Linked DNA regions of Homo sapiens: region 2 is linked to region 1. The links are chromatin contacts, found by Hi-C or POLR2A ChIA-PET in ENCODE. All regions are on one chromosome and are shown on one strand. The core of a region is the stretch at or near the end of the contact, and the rest is flanking DNA. Distances in the headings are between cores, read along the strand shown.

Region 1 (6,561 bases), core at 1,307-3,806:
TTGAGTTTGAAAGGAGGCAGATGCCAGGATGTAATACTGCAAAACTATCATCTTGCTATATAAAATGGTCGTCTAAAAGCAAGCTGAGACTAAACAGGTACAAGTTGCACAGGTAGTGAAGCTCAGTGAGAGCAAGTGATGCAAGAGTCATTCTGAAGGGTGAAGAGCAACTTTGCTTTGTATTCCAACTCCATAGTCATGGGTTCTGCAATTGGAAATAGCTTAAACAAAGAGGGGAATACATTTTAAGGATACGGTGATGTCTCATAGAACCCCAGGACCAGAAAGCAGTTAGGCCTTGGGAATAAATGGAATCAGGAACTCAAATATAATCACACTCTTCACCTTTTCTGGTTCACGAAATTACTGAAAACTCCCATTTTTTGCAGTTCCTAGTGGCATTTAAAGATAATCTGATCTTTCTTTCTAAACTACACTTCCAAAATTCCCAGAAAAGGACAGTTTCCCAAATTGAGTAAATGTGGCCAGGGCAAGGGGAATGGAGGAAAGTCCCACTGTAATAACATAGACATTTTCATGGTTACCAGGCAAATGGTGTGGTAGAGATGGGGAAAATTTAAAAAATCAGTTTGCAAAACAGGTGAATCTGGCAGGTGCTCTGTTTGTTTTTCCTGGCTGCATGTAGTTGAAAGTTCAAACCTCTTAGACCTTCAAAATCTCCCTTTAATCTGTTTTTCCTACTTTTTCTGTTAACCCTGTATCATTCCCTACACCCTGAATCTAGAAGCACCAAGCTATTTTCTCTTCCTGGAATGCACTGTGCTCTTCATGCCTATCAGCCTTTATACAGGTTTCTTCTTAGTTTGGAATGCCATTTTCTCCCTAGTCTGCCTGGTAACTTCTAGTCATCTTTTAGGTCTAGCTCAGAGTTATATCTGGAAACACTTGACTTTCAAATAAGAGTTTATTGCTCTTTTTGTGTTTCACTTTGTTTGCACTATTCTAGGACTCCTATCACATTGGATTGTAGTTGCCTAATCTGTCTCTTTTCTCTACCACCTTGGACATTTTAGAAGTAAAACTATGCCTTGATCTTATTTGTCTCAATGGTGGCTTGTCATTGGGTTGTACGTAGCAGAGGTTCAATAAAATTCTCATCAGTTATTATTTTTCTCTTTTTCTCCCCGACCTAAATAATCTCAGTACCCCCAGCTCCCTAAACTATCAACAAATAGAAAAAAAGCTCTATTCATTTTTATCCTTGTTCTTTACTCTCCTTAGTTTAAACCCAAATTTGACTATGTAAATGTAATTTCATTTTGTTACCCCTTCCTTCATTAAAACAAAAATACCCTTCATGCACATGCAAAACACTCTACCCCACACTATTAAAACAGCAGAAATGAACACTAACAAAAGCCAAGATAAAAAATTTCCCCAATGTTGAATTTTTGGACTTAGTGTGGGGGTAGGAAAAATGGAGACATAATTCTGGTTCTCCCTTTGGCAGTTTTCAATTGCTGTTTCTTAATCTCAGTCAGAAAACACATTTCTCTGCCTCTCCTTTTGCCCCATTTCTACCCTCTCCTCCCTTGCCCCTGTGCAAAACCAAAGATGGGTTAAGAGGCAAGGCATAATGGAAGAGGAATGTTCTTTTCCTCCACTCCCACTTTCTTCTTCAAATTCTGTTTTGGGACCATCCTTCCCCACCCTCCCATTTTCATCTGATGGACACACTGTCTCTGTTGTCTCTTGTCATATTTGATTTTATGATATTTCATGTTTTATGTGCTTTTTTTTTTTTTTAGTAAATTCATGGACAGAGAATGTATCCTGGTAAACACTTAGATTAAAACAAATTTACATAGTTGATTACTATAAATGAAAATTAGTGACTCAAATTCTCCAGGTTTCTAAGCTACTTAGACTAAGCCAATCAGGTAATTTTTGCTACTTCTGGGCAAAATGTATCTGAATTCCTATTCAGTGGATTTGCAGGATGAAATCTAAGTTTACCTCTTTCATCTCTCATTTAAATGTGGAAAAACGAAATCAATAAAAATCTATATATGCTTATTAAGCATTTTAAGGAGGGTGTGAATAAGGAGTGAAAGCTTTGAGCAGTGACTACAGCAGTTTTTCGAAAGTCAAAACAATAACCAATGCCAATCAGTAGCTCTCTTCACCTCTCACACAATAATAGAGACAGGACAGGATAAAAAAGGGTTACATTTAAAAAAAAGTATGGATGTTAAACCATTGGAAATGGCACTGTAAATGACACCGGAAAAGATCGCCTCCAGGCACTGTGTGGAACTTTGCAAACTCGGGTCCTCACCCGAGGACCGCACGGCCGACCTCGGGGAGGCTCCACCCCAGAAACTATTTCATTGGCGCCACCTCTAGCCCACACTTCCCCTCTTCCGCATGCGCACAAGGAGCAGAAGCCGACCAGCTCGTCACGTCGCCTTCCCCGCCCCTAAATTTCCAGTTCCGATTGGTCTGTTTCATGGGACCGCCCCTCTGGCCCGACCAATGTGGAAGCCTCCTCGGGTGCTCCGCCCTCCCCGCAGGCGGCGTGCGGCTGCATAGCCTGAGAATCCCGGTGGTGAGCGGGGATGGCGGTTGTAGCGGCGGCTGCCGGCTGGCTACTCAGGCTCAGGGCGGCAGGGGCTGAGGGGCACTGGCGTCGGCTTCCTGGCGCGGGGCTGGCGCGGGGCTTTTTGCACCCCGCCGCGACTGTCGAGGATGCGGCCCAGAGGCGGCAGGTGGCTCATTTTACTTTCCAGCCAGATCCGGAGCCCCGGGAGTACGGTGAGCCCTGGGACTGCCCACTCGGTCCCGCTGCAGCCCGGACTCCCAGGCTCGCAGGCGCCCGCGAGGGGCAGGGGCCGGCAGGCTGCAATCCTTGCATCCCAGCTTATTAACTTCCTGACTCTCTGGAACCTCCTTGCCTCAGGGTCTAACTGTGGTTCACTTCTTGCTCTATTTTTGTGACTGTTCAGCCCTCGAGACGCAGTCCCCCCTCCCCCGCAACTTTGAGATGGGTGAGAGGGCATACTGCCACCTGGAAGAGCCTGAGGGTGGAGGGGTGGTGCCCAGGGAACGCCTCCCTTTTCTCTGTCCTCCGTCCTTGCTTTCTCAACCCAGGCCTTAGGTGTTGTTCCAGCCTGGCCAGGACTGGGCCACTAGCTTAGGTAGAGGCATTTAAAAGATATATATATATGTTTATATATATATATTTTAAATGTATATTATATATATTATATATAAAATATATATATGTATATAAAATCAATTCAGTTACTCAGTCCCTTGGTTTCTTCTTACATACAGAAATTGTGTGTATGTGTGTGTGTGTGTGTGTGTGTATATATCCACACACATATATATATGTGTGGATATATATACGCGCATATATATGCATATATATGTGCGCATATATATATATATGCATATATATATATGCACACATATATATGCATATATATATGCATATATGTATATATGTCCCTTGGTTTCTTCTTACCTACAGAATTCTGAGTAATTGAACTGATTTTCCCAAGGTCACAGAACAGGTCCTTCCTAGAGATGTGAAAGAATTCAGACTTTCTACTTGAGCTTAGTACTGAGCTTGTCCTGGGCTATGCTGCCACTTAGCCAAGGAGGTGAAGGGGATGAGAGGAGGAAGCCATAGGAAGGGCATGTAGCAAACTCCTCATAGTATGACTGTTGCATGATTTTTACCATTTCTGCAAGTTTCATGTAATGTCTCTCATCAGAATATCAGATCCAGTGTCTCTCTTCAGAATATCAGGAAACTGTAGGGAAACATGTATTGCTTCCTTGTCTAATAACTTCTCATGTGCATGCTAGAGCTGACATTTTTGGAAGTGTGTCTTGTGGATAAGAATGAACAGTTATTGAGTGCTTACCAGGGTCAGGTGCTGTGTGTATGTTTCATCATCTCATTTAAGGGTTAGGACAACCTTAAAAGGTTAGTAAAGTTTTTATTCCCATTTTGCAGTTAGGTTAATGGAGTCTTGAGACAGTTTGACCAAGATTACACAGGTAAGTTAGTGGTAGCTCCAAAGCTCCAGCTTTGGAATCTAATTGATCAGATTCCAGAGCTTCCATTCTAAACAATGTACTAAGATGCGTGTAGATATAATTTACTTGGAGGGCGTCCCAGTATTGTGAAACAGTAGGTACCATAAAGGTTAATAGTAGGTGTTTTTTTTTTTTTTTCCACCACCAAGATGAGCCCTCAATTCTGTCTTCAAAGCAAATTCTGTCTTCAAAGCAAAGAAATTTTGGTCTAATACTTGAGAAATAGTCCAACTTTCCATAGTTGTAAACTTACTAAAATCTAAGTAAAATGATATCATGTTATCATGATATATATCATGATATATATAAACTTGTTCTTATTTTAAAAATAATACAAACATATTAACAGATAATTTGGATAATGGATAAAAAGTAAAAAAAAAAAAAAAAAATCTGCCGGGCGCAGTGGCTCACGTCTGTAATCCCAGCACTTTGGGAGGCGGAGGCAGGCGGATCACCAGGTCAAGAGATCGAGACCATCCTGGCCAACATGGTGAAACCCGGTCTCTACCAAAAATACAAAAATTAGCTGGGCGTGGCAGCGCATGCCTGTAGTCCCAGCTACTCGGGAGGCTGAGGGAGGAGAATCGCTTGAACCTGGGAGGCAGAGGTTGCAGTGAGCTGATATCGTGCCACTGCACTCCAGCCTGGTGACAGAGCAAGACTCTGTCTCAAAAAAACCCCAAAAAACCAAAAAACAAAAATCACCACCCACTGCAGTAAATATTGCTAACATTTTGGGTGTATCCTTACAGGTATTTCCTTTTAGTTTCGTATTTTCCATACTTTTAGTTTTAATACAAATACAACTTATTTAGTCGGAAGAATTATCCTACAATTCACTGGAGTTTTTATAACCTTCTTGAGAATTTAGAAGAACTGTTCCATGGAGTAGAGATGCTACAAGTCTTTTACAAGTTAAATTCTTGACCCCGGAATCAGATTGTCCTAAGTTTGATCTTGCCTTGGCTGTCTATAACTTTGGAGTTACTACTTATCCTCTGTAAGCCTCAGTTTCTTTATATGTAAGGGGTTAATAATAATACCTACTTCAGAAGGTTGTTGTGAGGGCTACATAAAACAATGTCTATAATATACTTAACACTGTTTGACAACTGAGAATCAAGCATTCAGTCAATAAGTGGAACCTTTAAATAATTACCATTATGTTTTTGTTGTTAAAATTTTGCAATTTTGTAAATAATGCAGATACAAGCATTTCATGCATATGGGTTTTATGTATCTGAGATTATTTCTTTAGGATAGAGTCCTGAATACTTTAATGGATTTTAAGTGCATAGTTCAAATTTATACCCATTTATACCCCATAATATGTATAATAGTGTGAGTATTGGATATTAATGCTAAAATTAGGTGTGTTCATGTACACTCTTGGATATTTTGTGCTAACTGTACTTTGTTTTAATTTTTGTTTCATTTCTGTTGAGGAATATTTTCCCATGTTTTTGTTAAATTGATTTATTTTTACTTAAGAATTGAATATTAGATGTATTTACATATTTTTAAAAGTATACTCAGTATTTTTCCTATCAATACTATCTACGATTATTGCATAGCTGCTCTTTTCCAGGTGTTGTGTTAGACATCAGTTTATAATCCTCACAGTAACCTTGTGAACTAGACAATATTATGCTCATTTTAAAGATGAGAAAATTGAGGCTCAGAAATGTTAGTACTTACCCAAGTCTGGTAAGTAGCAGAGCCAGAGTTTGAATCCTGATGTGTCTTACTCCAAAGCCTCCCACACTACTTATATACTAAGATTTTGTCTGTTAAAAAATATTGAAGAACATACTAACTTTCTGCTTTTCACATGTCCTGCAAATACTTTTCACTCTTTTATTTTGGTTGTTTTGACATATAAAAGGTACTGCTTAAAAGGAGGTAGTCAGATTAGACTCTGAGTTGGTGACACTTATGCTGCTTTATGCTGGCATGTTTGCTCCCTTTATTACACTGTGTTGTTCTCTGAGAACAGTTCATCCTGGCTTCTCCATGCCCCTGATTCTTGGGCATTGTATGGATGTGAGTTTGTTTATTCAGTCATTCTCTGCATTTTTATTTTCTCCTGGATGCCATACTCTCTGCTAGCTGCTAAGGATGTGATCATGGACCTGTCGGAGGGTAATCTGAACCTTCGTTTTGGACACTTGGTATCCCCTATCTGCCAGGAAATTCAAACTTTTTGTAGTTTTTTCATCCAGGATTTGGCTATACACAAGGAGGTCATCCATATACTGGAGTATACTCCCATTTCTTAATTAATTGCAGACCCCTCAGATTCCTCTCTAAGGCCCAGGCAAAGCAATGGGGGCTATCCTGAAAACCCTGAGGGAGAACTGTCCAAGTGTATTATTGTTTTTCTCTGGCATTAGGATTTTCCCATTCAAAGGCAAAAAGGTATTGGGATTCTGGGGCCAGAGGAATGGAAAATGAAGCATCTTCTAGGTCTAGGACTGAGAACCATTT
Region 2 (6,588 bases), core at 2,046-4,545, 540 kb before region 1:
AGGATTTATGTCACCAAGTTAATTCATTCCTTAATCTCTCCACACTCCTTTAAAATTACTTACCTCTTACTTGTGTAGATTCAGTCTTTGTTATAGAAAAATTATAATGAATGAAACTAAATCTTCAGAAAAAGTTTATTAAATCATTTTTGTGGAATCTGATAAACTAATTCTAAAATTTATTCAAAAAAGCAAAAGGTCAAGAATATCTAGGAAGAAAAAAGCCAATACACTATTGAAGAAGAAATGTACATATAGAAGTAGAGAGAATTTGCCAGTAATATTTCCAGTATTATTTAAAGTTTCACTAGTATGTTACTGGTACAGGATAGGTAAATATACCAATGAAACAAAAGCAGGAACCTCAGTGACAGGCCTTTACATATGTGAAAGAAGACTGGGCTGCAATTTTAGAGAGGTGTAGAAGAAACGGACAATTTAATAAACAGTGCCTGGAAAATTCATTTTCCACAAGGACCCATGTCATAACCAAAAAATAAATTTCTGGCAGGAATTTACTTATACTTTTTAAAACTTCCTGAAGAAAATAGATTATTTTTGCAAATGTATGTTACAAAAAGATTTAAAAAAGAGGCAGAATCTGCAAAGTAAAAGAGATAAATACAACTATCAAAATTAAAACTTCTGTTTATTGAAAGACACCATAAAAATGTGAAAAGACAAAAGACAAGCCATAGACTAGGAGAACACTTTTCTAACACATGTTAATTAGAATAAAATATTAGTATTCTCTATATTTTTATAACTCCAGTAAAGACACAGAAACCAATAGGAAATGGGCAGCGACTATGGATATCCATTTCACAGAAGAGGAAAAACCAATGACTAGTAACATAAAAAGATGTCCAACCTCATTCATACTTAGAAAAAAGCTGAAATATCATTTTGTACCCAAAACATTGGCAAAAATTTTAAAGCTGACAAATCAGCTTGCTTGTGAAGGTTAGGGACAACAGGAACTGCTAATACTGCTAATGAGGGGTTAAATGGTCCAACCCCCTTTGAGAATAATTTGATTATATTTAGTAAACCTGAAGATGCGCACACCTAACACCCAGCAATTCCACATGTAGGTATACACCCCAGACTATAGAAACTCTCACATATGTGCAAAAGGACACAGGTACTAAAATATTTATTGCAGCACTGTTTTTAACAGTAAAAAATTGGAACCAACATAAAGGACCATTGACAGGAGACTGGAGAAATAAACTGTGGTATATTTATACAATGAAATATTTAAAATATAGCAGTGAAAATGAATAGACTATAGCTTCATGTGTCCACGTGAATGACTCTCTCAGACATAATGCTGATGAAAATGAAAGTGACAGAATATATAGATTGCAGTTTCATGTATATGAAATTCAAAAACATGCAAAACCCAACAAACATATTATTCAGGAATACATACATTTTTATAACTACAACAAAAAAAATTGGAGGAATGATAACCCATAGCTCAAGATAATGATTACCTAGGAAGCAAGGATGGGAGTAAGTTGAGAGGAGTGATGATGCTAGGTGGGTACACAGGAGACTTCAAAAATATGTTAAGAGTCTTCATTCTTTTCTTGTTTTTTACTCTTTTTAAACTAACTTTTTAATTTTCTGTAGTAGGAATTTTATTGTGGTAAGAGTTTTCATTCTTAAGCTCAGTGGTAGGTGGGAGCAGGCTTATTTTATTTTTCTTATCTATATTGTACATACTTATTTTATATTCTTAGTATGTATGAAATAATTAAAAATGAATTTTTTTGTTACTATGCATAATATGTGTCAATGGAAAGAGTCAAACTGTAGAATATTGGAAGAGATTTATTCTAAGCCAAATATGAGTAAGCATGGCCTGTGACACAGCCCAAGAGATTCTGAGAACATGTGCCCAAGGTGGTCCAGCTACAGCTTGGTTTTATGCATTTTAGGGAGAATTAAGACATCAATCAATACATGTACGATGTACATTGTAAGATGTACGATATACATTGGTTCTGTCCAGAAAGGTGGGACAAATTGAAGCTTGGGGTGGATAGTTCAAGGTCATAAGTCAATTCAAAGAATTTCTGATTGGCAATTGGTTGAAAGAGTTATTACCTAAAGACCTGGAATGAATAGAAGGGAGTGTCTGGGTTAAGATATGCAGTTGTGGAGAACAAGGTTCTTATTCTTATCCAGGTAGCAGGCTTCAGAGAGAATAGATTGTAAATGTTTCTTATCAGACTTAAAAAGGTGCCAGACTCTTAGTTAATTCTCTCCTGGGTCAGGAAAAAGACCTGGTAAGGGAAAGAGATTCTCCCAAGAGACAGCTTTGCAAGGGCATTTCAAAGAAATATATTTTGGGGTAAAATACTTTGATTTCTTTCAGGGCCTGCTATCGGTTATGTTAAGAGTCTGTTTTGTTAGTCTTAAGGTCTCTGTGTTAATGTTAATGCTGGTCAATTGTGCCTGAATTCCAAAGGCGGAAGGGTAAAATGAGGCATGTCCAACGTTCCCATCCTGTCTTGGCCTGAACTTTTTCAGGCCAACAACTTTTTTCAGGTTAACTTTGGAATGCCCTTGGGTCAGGGGGGTGCTTAGAATTTTATTTTTGGTTTACATATGTATTAAGCTAAATAACCTTCTTCTGGTTTGTATCCTAATTCTAAAGTGGGTTTCTTTGCCTAACTTGTCCGAATGCATACCTACAGTAGTCTCTTTAATCACAGTGTCTGCTTGGTTCCAATTACTGTCTGTAAAGGGAATTCTGTCTTTATACCTGTATCTTCCTTTGTAGAGAATTTACACCCAAACTGTATAGAGTAAGACTGTCAATGGGAACACGCAGAAAGGATAGTTTTGCTGAAATTGAGGGCTGAGATTACGGATAAATTGAGAGATTTCTACTTTGCTTTGTGCTGAGTAGCAATGGTTTTCATGTCTACAATTTTTAAATAACATTAAAAATAATCCATTTCCCCTTCCTTTTTCACAACTCTCCCCACACTAAATATCTTTAAGAACATATGGTAGTTACAAGGAAAAGCCAAGTGAATATCTGAAACATTAATGTGCCATGCTGCTATCATTACAAGAATAAAGAAAACTGGGAATCCAGAAATCTCCTAACACAACAACTGTTGCCTGCCAATTCTTATATCAAATAAAAATCATCATCTAGGGCAAGGATGGTTGCACGGTGACTAAGCAGGCAGATGGCAGGTGTGAGGCAAAACACTCTGGAGTGCTAGCTCAAATCATTTTGCATTACTCACTGCTGGAAAGATAGGGAATCAAAAAACAAATTGCACATTGGACTAGGAGTAAAATACTGAAAACTCAACTCACAGAAATATAAAAGGTAAAGAAGACAACCACAATTGTAAATGTCATGTTGTAACTTCTAAAGCAAATTCTTTAGGTCTGCCCTGTGATCTTTCTCTGCCTCCATCTGATTTAAGCCTCCTCTATCTGTCCTTGTGATTCACAAGAAGGTAATTGTTTCTCCACTTTACCAACCCTGCCAGAACTGGGACCACCTGTTTCAAAAGTAACCTGGCTGCATTCCTGAAGGCAATGTTCCAAGGCTAGAGATAAGATGTTAACCACCTCCTTGCCTGGCAAGAACCCATGGTGGTTCACTGCCTTAGCAGTGGGTCAGTTCCTGGGAGTGAGCAAATCTAATTTTCATATATTAGATTCAGGGAAAAAAACAAAAACTCAAGCACTCTGTTTTATTTGCATAACTGCTTTACATATTGCTATCATAAAGGAGATTAGCTTTAACGAATATGAATGTAATTATAGAAAAGGGCCCTAGGTGGAGCCTCAGTACTGGTGGCAACAAATGGAAGAACAAATTGAAAATACATCGAAGCCCTCCAAAAATTACATAATTGCATTTTATAGAACTAACCTGTTTGTTGTTATTGTTGTTTCTCCAGCATAGGAAACAGCTGGATATAAAAAAGATGCTTTGTTAGTTAAGAATAAACCTTAAAAGAGCTTTGTTCTGTAATCAAGAATGAAAGCGCATTAATGCTGGTATTCTGTCTCTGATGGAGTTTCTACAAGGCAGTGTGTATGGTAGAGAACTGTCCCTAACCTTAGCACATTCTCCTGAATGAACGTCTCTCCTTTCTCCTTATAAGGACATTGCCACTTGTTTATCTATTTACACATAGTAAAACCATCTTACATTGTAAAAGAAATAATCAGGATTATTTTTAAGATGACTTGCTTTTATTAGATTATAAACACAGAACCTGTAAGAAGTCAAAATCACTTTTTTCTGGTTTTGTTTTGTTCTGCTTTGCTTTGTTTGTCACCACTGACAAATAACCTAGACAGACTTACTAGGTTTTTTTCCCAGCTTTATTGAGGTATAATTGGCAAATAGAAATTGTATATATTCAAGGTGTACAACATGATGATTGGATATACATGCACACTGTAAAATGATTACCACAGCCAAATTAATTAACATATCCATCACCCAACCTAAGAAATTAAACACTGCAAAAACTTAAAATCTATTGGTAACACCCTTTGATCACAGCCAAGTCCCTTTACCTTCATGGCATAGTTAATTTGGTGTTTATGATTTAAGTATATGTATAAAATTGTACTATATACATATATATCATTAAATAAAACATAATGTATCAATACTTCTAAACTTATATACTTGGTTACATACTATATGTGTGTTCTGCAATTTCTTATTTTCTCAGCATTATGTTTGTGAGGTTTACCCATAATGATCTAAGAAGCTCTATTCATTTTTTAAAAAATAAACTCTTTTTTTGGAATAATTTTAGACTTTCAGAAAAGTTGCAGAATACAGAGAATTTCCATACACCATTCCCCCAACCTCTTCTAATTTTAATATCCTACACAACAATGGTACATTTGTCCATACTAAGAAATTCACATTGGTATGTTTTAATTACCTAAACCACAAACTTTATTTGGATATCACCAGTTTTTCCACTAGTGTCCTTTTTCTGTTCCAGAGTTCAATCCAGAATACCACATTGCATTTAGTATTAACTCATTTTTTCTGCTGTATGATTACACTACAATTTATTTCCTCATTATGTTGATAGATGTTTAGATTTCATTAATGTACCTGATGATATCGTTGTATACACATATGATATCTTCGTGCACGTAATATGTAAAGCATGCTCTTCAAAGTAGTAATATCAATTTATTTACAGTCTCACAAATATATTAAATTTCCCACTGCTCCAAATTCTTTCCAACTCTTGGTATCATGAGATTACATTTCTACCAATTTTATGGGTATAAAATGGCATCTATTTTTATTTTATTTTATTTTATTTTATTTATTTATTTATTTTGAGACATAGTCTCACTCTGTCGCCCAGGCTGGAGTGCAGTGGCGTGATCTCAGCTCACTGCAAGCTCTGCTTGCCGGGTTCACGCCATTCTCCTGCCTCAGGCTCCCGAGGAGCTGGGAGTACAGGCGCCCGCCACCACGCCCGGCTAATTTTTTGTATTTTCAGCAGAGATGGGGTTTCACTGTGTTAGCCAGGATGGTCTCGATCTCCTGACCTCGTGATCCGCCCGCCTTGGCCTCCAAAAGTGCTGGGATTACAGGCGTGAGCCACTGCGCCTGGCCTATTTTTATTTACAATTATTCTATTACTAGTGAGATTGAGCATTTTCATGTGTGTTCATGTTAATTGCTATTTGATTTTTTGGTAGGGATTTGTAGACATTTTATATATATGTACACATACTCTATGCTAAATATTTGTTGCCAATATGCATTGCAAATGTCTTCTCTAGTTAGTGGTTTGTCTTCTCTCACTTTTTAAAATGGTGTCTTTAGATGCACAGACATTTTAAATGTTAATGTGGTCTAATTGATTCATAATCTTTTCCTTAAAGGTTTCATTTTCTATTTATTGATATCAAAATCTTTCCCAACTCTGAAAGCACAAAAATATTCTTCTATACTTTATTCCAAAAGTTTGAAGATTTTACTTTGTATATGTTGGTCTTTACTTGAGGCAGATTTTGTACATCATGTGAGGTAGAAATCCAATTTTATTTTTCCCTCTGTATAGATACCCATCATCTCAGCAGTATTTATTAAATGGTTTATCTTTCCCTACTGATCTGCAATGCCACTGATGTTAAATCTCAAGTTTCCATACGGGCCTGGATCTGTTTCTGGATTCTTTGTTCCTTCCACTGTTCTCTTTTCCCTATTCTTTTGCTAATACCACACTATTGTAATTATAATATTTTTATTATTAAGTCTTAATATCAGGATGAGGTCCCACTTTGTAGTTTTTCTTCAAGAGTGACCTGGTTATTTTTGCCCTATGTTCTCTCATTTCTTTGGAAGGATTCTAATGACTCCTTCTTTGTTAAAGTCCACAAAACAAAACAAAAACTTGGTGGAATCTGGAATTGTGATGAATTTGAAGGAAAATTGATATCTTTATGTTCCGAGTATTTGTATCCACATACATGATATATTAGTAGGTCTCTTTTAAAGTATCAATAAAGGCTTATAAATTTTTCTTAAAGTCTGCACAACTATTGGTAAATTTT

What was found. A loop is a pair of places that touch in the nucleus more often than their neighbours do. ChIA-PET counts read pairs that join two places held with the same protein, here RNA polymerase II (POLR2A). Pooled maps may share reads with other maps.
Region 2: a loop to region 1 is called in a pooled map, with 2.7 times the contacts of the local background. The contact joins the enhancer-like site here to the promoter of BCKDHB in region 1. A Hi-C loop is called at or near these places in 2 of 168 maps with a recorded cell type or tissue (MCF 10A and naive thymus-derived CD4-positive, alpha-beta T cell), 2 of 37 single-sample maps with no recorded cell type and 11 of 50 pooled maps. POLR2A ChIA-PET finds 5 or more read pairs at or near these places in 1 of 52 experiments (H1).

The regions. Positions count from the first base shown.
Region 1 is chr6:80,104,115-80,110,675 of GRCh38, forward strand. It overlaps BCKDHB (branched chain keto acid dehydrogenase E1 subunit beta), which reads left to right and starts at 2,557. Exons shown (of 10, transcript NM_183050.4): 1 at 2,557-2,775. The coding sequence starts at 2,580. RefSeq lists enhancers at 2,353-2,853, 2,820-2,899 and silencers at 2,440-2,639, 2,670-2,769.
Region 2 is chr6:79,567,121-79,573,708 of GRCh38, forward strand. It overlaps a transcript of SH3BGRL2 not described here. Among named protein-coding and RNA genes, the nearest start is that of LCA5, 33 kb to the left of the region's middle. Within about 2 kb of position 3,296, at least 9 of the 41 ENCODE cell types and tissues checked have a DNase peak (open chromatin) inside an H3K27ac peak, as active enhancers do.